Linked DNA regions of Mus musculus: region 1 is linked to region 2. A link is a loop called in an ENCODE intact Hi-C map of the cell type or tissue named here. Cell type or tissue: left cerebral cortex. All regions are shown on one strand. Each heading gives the region's core, and the rest is flanking DNA. Links, peaks and the distances in the headings are about the cores only.

What was found. Hi-C counts contacts between places; a loop is a spot of excess contacts. Peaks named below come from ENCODE experiments on the same cell type or tissue, not always from the same donor. Only the 100,000 strongest peaks of a DNase experiment are listed, where the experiment ranks them.
Region 1: it touches region 2 in a loop (6-fold over the local background); 1 of 42 quality-filtered maps calls a loop at or near these places.

The regions. Positions count from the first base shown.
Region 1 is chr9:44,285,939-44,288,833 of GRCm38, forward strand. It overlaps Abcg4 (ATP binding cassette subfamily G member 4), which reads right to left and starts at 2,306. Exons shown (of 15, transcript NM_138955.3): 1 at 2,076-2,306; 2 at 1,278-1,527. The coding sequence starts at 1,515. In left cerebral cortex, for the core only: no CTCF peak of the experiment used is centred there; DNase peaks (open chromatin) are centred at 1,359, 1,648 and 2,444; H3K4me3 peaks cover 2,146 bases; H3K27ac peaks cover 1,540 bases.
Region 2 is chr9:44,233,180-44,236,014 of GRCm38, forward strand. Cbl (Casitas B-lineage lymphoma) reads right to left here and starts at 867. Exons shown (of 16, transcript NM_007619.2): 1 at 521-867. The coding sequence starts at 709. In left cerebral cortex, for the core only: CTCF peaks have their summits at 1,070 (motif pointing left) and 1,967; DNase peaks (open chromatin) are centred at 126, 1,039, 1,434 and 1,774; H3K4me3 peaks cover 1,799 bases; H3K27ac peaks cover 1,882 bases.

The DNA of each region.
Region 1 (2,895 bases), core at 305-2,804, 53 kb after region 2:
AAAAAGGCCAGGGCTAGAAGATGGCAAAGTGAATAAGAGGGTAGATGAGGCTGGCAAGGTTAAAGGGAGGAGTCCCTCACCAGAGCACCCACCACCCTGATAAGGAGATGTGCCTAATGCCTAATCTAGCCACATTCTTCTTAGCACAAAGTTCCGAAGGCCAAGGAAATAACAAGAACCTCATCATTCAGTCCAGAGCTGCTCTGAAAGAGACAGCTCAGGTTTAGGAGCCCAGATGCCTAGTCCACTAGCTCTCTCTCTCTCTCTCTCTCTCTCTCTCTCTCTCTCTCTCTCTCTCTCTCTCTCTCTCTCTCTCTCTCTCTCTCATACACACACACACACACACACACACACACACACAGTGCCCTTTGGTCGCCTATGGAAATGAGCAAACATGTAGAGACAGCTGATGCTGAGCCCTGTTCTGAAGCACCCCAAAGCTATTTCTTAAGCCAGAGAGGACATCGTCTCAGCCCCACCCCTAGCCCACACCCAGCTCTGGGAAGCAAACCCAGCCCAACCTCTAGGCTCCCAGCCCAGCTATTGGATTAGGCACTTGTGGGGGGCTCTAGGAAACCTGTCCTGATGGGGAGGAGAGAGGAGGATGGGGGAACTCCAGTGTTTCTAGGCTTTGGGCTCTGCTCTGCCTCTTACTAGCAGGGGGACATTGGTCAGGTTATTCAACTTCCCCAAGTCCCAGTTTCCTCATTGGTAACACGAACATGACATCCCTTCTGTCTGATCCCCACCCCTCCCGATTCCAGGGACTGTGGCAATTCGAGAATGGAGTAAGATGGCTGGAATGAGAACATCTTTAAAAATAGGTGTAAGGATACTGTTGGACCTTGAAAACAGCCTCCACAGATAGAGTGGTCCCCTTCCCCAAACCGACCTTCACAGGCAGGGAGAGAGAGAGAGAGAGAGAGAGAGAGAGAGAGAGAGAGAGAGAGAGAGAGAGAGAGAGGACTGAGAGAGAGAGAGGACTGAGAGAGAGAGAAGACTGAGAAAGAGAAGACTAAGAGAGAGAAGAGACTGAGAGAGAGAAGACTGAGAGAGACTGAGAGATTGAGAGGTCATAGGGTCTATTTAGAAGAAAAAGCTTCAATAGCTGTTTGAACTCCCATAGTGCTGGCAGATGTGGGGAGCAGGGATCTTGTACCTCAACTGCAGTTGTGCAGTGAGGGTTAGGGCCCACAAAGCTCGCAGAGTAGGGTATCCCCAGGACTTATGCTCCTGGAAAGGCAACTCAGGGAGAGTCCCATGGGGCTGCCACCTACCCCGTTTGCGCCAGCAGGGCCCCTCCCGCACGGAATAGGACAGTTCCACGAACTCGATGTCCACAGCAGAGCGCTTGGGCAGGTGAGAGAAGCGCTGTGCTTCTGTGATATGGTTCTCCACCTTCTTTAGGTGCGTGGTCAGCACAGGGGGCTCTGCCCCGTCCTCCAGTGTCACAGCCATGGCCACAGCCCCAGGGCCCAGTCCACAGCCCACGGCCTCCAATGCCTTCTCCGCCATCACGCAGCCGGCCTGCAGGAGAGGGCCTGCTTAGCTCCGGGCAGACCCTCCAGCCCTTGCTCAAGGCGCCATAGCTTTCCGATGCTGCCCCGCCTCCACTCCTCCCACCCCAGCCTCCTTCTCCGGGCAGATCCCCCAACTGTCCGCACCCCTTTTCCCGCCGGGTCTTATGCACTCGGGCAGCACACACCCGGTGGTGCAGTGACACTCAGTTGCGACCTCGCCTCGTTCCTTGGCAGTCTCAGCCTGGCCTTGCTCGCCTGGCCCATCGAAGCTGTGCCCGCTCCTCCCTCCCCGCCGCGGCCTTAATCTCCTTACCCCACAGACAAGCAGTCCCTGGGGGCCGGGCGAGGGTAACCACCCGCTCGGAGGTCGGGGAAGCTAGGAGGCACAGGGTGGGCCGGGGGAGGCTCTGGCCTCGGCTCCGAGCCCCTCTCTGCACGGACTGGCACCGCTCCTCGGCCGGCCTCCCCATCCCGCTCCTCCGGACTGTTCCCCCAAACAGCGACAGACCCCAGACCCTCCAAGCCGACCCTCTTGTCCCCTGCTCGCCTGGTCACCTTGACGCGTCTCCGGCCGCTGCGACGCAAGGATGCTCAGCAGAGATGCTCAACCGGGATGTTCGACCCGGATGCTCAGCGTTGCGGCGCGGGAGGTGGACACTCCGGCTCTCTTCACCTGCCTCTGGCTGCGGCACCCGCGCCCCGGCTCCCTGTCCCGGTGGCCCGGGCCGGGGCGGGGCTAGGCCAGGGCGGGCAGTAGAGGAAGGCAGGGCTCGGGTCAGAAAGGATGACACAGTTGCGGAGAGATGGTTGAGGTCCCGCCGCGATCCCACTTGGATGAACCCGCCGGGTTCTCGTAGTCTGGTCCCCAGCGCCTGTCCTCTGGACCTAGTCGGGCGGCAGTGTTCTCTTCCAAGCTTCTGCTCGCTGGTCCTGCTGCTCTTAAAGGGCCCGTACTGCCCCTCACTCCGCGAGTAGCAAGGATGGAGGTGGTGAAAGCTATGCCTGCAGAGTTGGGGCCCGAATGGGGCCCTTTTTTGGACCTAGGACTGAGGTCAACCCGGAGGTCACCAAGGGAGGGAGACTTGATGTTACTCAGAGAGGCAGGTCCTTGAGCGGTAGGTGCCCAGGGGGGTTGGGAAGCTGTCGGTCTATCTGCATACACAAACCCCTCATTGCTTATCTCTTGCAGTTCAGCTTTGGAGCGCAGCCCCACCCAACCCTAAAGTACAAAGGACTTGAATGTATAATTCTTGAGACTTTGAGACAGCCTCTCACGCCTCTTCACATCCCCCCTCTCTAAGGGCTCAAGAGGACACTAGTTATGAAGAGACAGGGGATAGTAGTTATGACAAAGCCTGCAGGCAGCTCCAAGGTT
Region 2 (2,835 bases), core at 1-2,500:
TGGTTTAACCAGTGCCTATCTCAGCAGCAGCGATGGATTACATCCAACACTTTGCAAGACAAAAACTTAAGCCATCCTTAGCGGAGAAGGGAAGTTCCTTCCTTCCCTGCCCCCATTTAAACCCACCTCTTTTTCTTTGATCTGTGTGCTACATCTTAATGAGAAAAAACTATAAGCTCACCCTGACCGCAGTCAGCCGGGCCGCCTCCTGAACCCAAGTCCCTCACCCAGGGCGACTCCTCTTCCAAACCCGGAGCCGTAGCCGGCAGATCCAACACACATCCCACCCCCAGCACCCCAGGCCCACCTCCCGGGGCTCACTCGACGACCCACATCCCCAAGCTCCGCACCCCCATCGCACTTCCGCCCGGGTGGCGCGGTGACCAGCCCTCCCCCAGCCCCCACCCCATCTTTGTCTGGCTCCCCCACACCTCAACGTTCCCAACTGCCAACGGCAGCCCTCCCTGGCGCCCCACCGCCCACGCCCACCCGGCGCCGCGCGCGCCCGCAGGCCGCTCACCTTGTCCATGAGCTTCCAGCACTTCTCCACCATCTTCTTGTCCACCGTGCAGGGAGGGTGCGGGCTGAGGTGGTGGTGGTGGTGGTGCGGCTGGAAGGCGTCCTTCATGAGCCCGATCAGGCCGCCCGCTCCCGAGCCCCCAGAGCCGCCGCCGCCGGCGCCCGAGCTCTTCTTCACGTTGCCGGCCATGGCCAGCGGAGGGTCGGGAGCCCGCTCGGCCGCGAGCGAGGGAATGGAGCCGGGCGAGAAGGAGGGGCCTCTCCGGCAACCACCGCCGGCGCTCGCAGCCCAGGGAGTGAGAGGGAGGCGCCCGCCCTGAGGCGCGCCCCTGCGCGGGCGCGAGCGCGGCCGGCGCAACGCGGGGGCGCGCGCCGGAGACGGGCAAGCACGGCACGCCGCGGCGACCCCCAACGCGCGCACGAGCTCGCGTGCACCCGCGTGCCCCGCGGCTCCCGGAAAGCCTCGACCAAGTTTCCGCGCCCACTGCTCCCGCCCTGACCCACTGGGACGGGCGGGGCGGAGCCCAAAGAAAACTCAGTGCCTGCGCCCTCTGCTGGAGAAGAGAGGAATGGAAGGAAAGAGGTGGGGTCCAAGGTAGAACCTGCGCACTAGGCAGAAGAGAAGCCTGGCCGTCCATGTTCGTTGTGGCCTGGGCTTGTTGCCTCCGGGAGTTGAGTCATGGCTGTGCTCGGATTAAGACGGGTAGGGATGGAAGGAGTCTTCTAAATGTGGATATTGAGCTTCGAGTTATCTGCCTCATCTTGTGGAAAGATGGAAAAAGAAAGCCAAAGTTCGTTTTCTTCCCCTTAGTGTTTTTATTTTTGTGGTGATTGGAATTGAACCTACGACCTCACACATCCTAGACAAGTACCCCACCTTGAGCTATATCCCTATTCCACCATCTTGTTTCACCATGTAGCCCTGGCTGCCTTGGAACTCGCTGTGTAGACCAGGGTGGCTCTGAACTCACAGAGATTCACATGCCTCTACCTCCCGAGCGCAGGGATTAAAAATCGCCTTGGTATTTATAACCCTCAAAGGTTGGGAATTCAGTTGCTGCAGCTTTTTGCAGACTAAGTCACATAAAGGTTTAAGGTTAAGGACACTCGCGTCTCACGCGCTTCTTCCAGACTTTTTAACCTTTTTAAAACAAGTAACTTCCTTTTGATCTTTTTCTTTCTGAAGAGCAATTCCTTTTCTGGGAACTGAATATGTACTTTAAAGATATTCTATTGCTCAGCGGAATGCGCTGGCGGCACGAGGCCCCGCCCACAGAGGCTGTGAGCCACTTGCATGGAGGGAACAGAAATTCAGCTCCCGGACACCTTCACTTCCCTAATCTTCAGACTTCACTAGAAGTACTTTGAAAATAGGAACTTCTTTTCCAAAGAAGAAGAAAGTACCCAACCTTGGTTTGCTAATATTTTTTTAGCTCCAAAACCATTTGGTGACATTAAGTACTCAGTTCTGCCACCAAGCCTTTGGCTGGTAGGTTGTTGAACTTGTCCAGTACTTGAAGAAAGAAAACAGTCTCTGAACACCAGAATTATTCAGTCCCACAACTTTGGGTTGCAAATCAGTCATTTTTTTTTTTTTTTTTCGAGACAGGGTTTCTCTGTGTAGTCCTGGCTGACCTGGAACTCACTCTGTAGACCAGGCTGGCCTCGAACTCAGAAATCCACCTGCCTCTGCCTCCCAAGTGCTGGGATTAAAGGTGTGCGCCACCACGCCCGGCTGCAAGTCAGTCATCTTTAAGACCTTTTTGAACCTGTATTATCATTTCATGTCAATAGCCTGCCTTTTATTTCTTTGTTTTGTTTTTGTTGGTGGTATTGAGCTTGGGGTTTTTGTTTTCAGACAGGGTCTCTCTATGTAGTCCTGGCTATCCTGGAACTCTTTATGTAGAACAGACTGGCCATAAACTCACAAAGATGCTCCTGCCTCTGCCTCCTGGGTGCTGGGATCATAGGCATGTATCACTCTGCCCAGATTTTTATCATTTTCTACCTAGAAAAAAAAAAAAAAAGAAGAATCTACCAAAGAAAAATATAGGCAGCACTCTAAAATTACCATCAAAACTTGGTAAGGCCTGTGCCCCTCCCTAATTGCAGGCCTTCCTTCTTACTCTCCCAGACTTTTGAAACCCTCTTCACTGACACTGACACTTCATCCTGTCACCATTCCTAAAGTGTAGCCTGACAGAAACACACACACACGCAAACCAAACCTTTGAACCCTCCCCACTGTTTCATCTGTAATAAAATTAACAGTCACAATCTTACTTAAAGTTGTAAACTACTTCATGATACATAGAC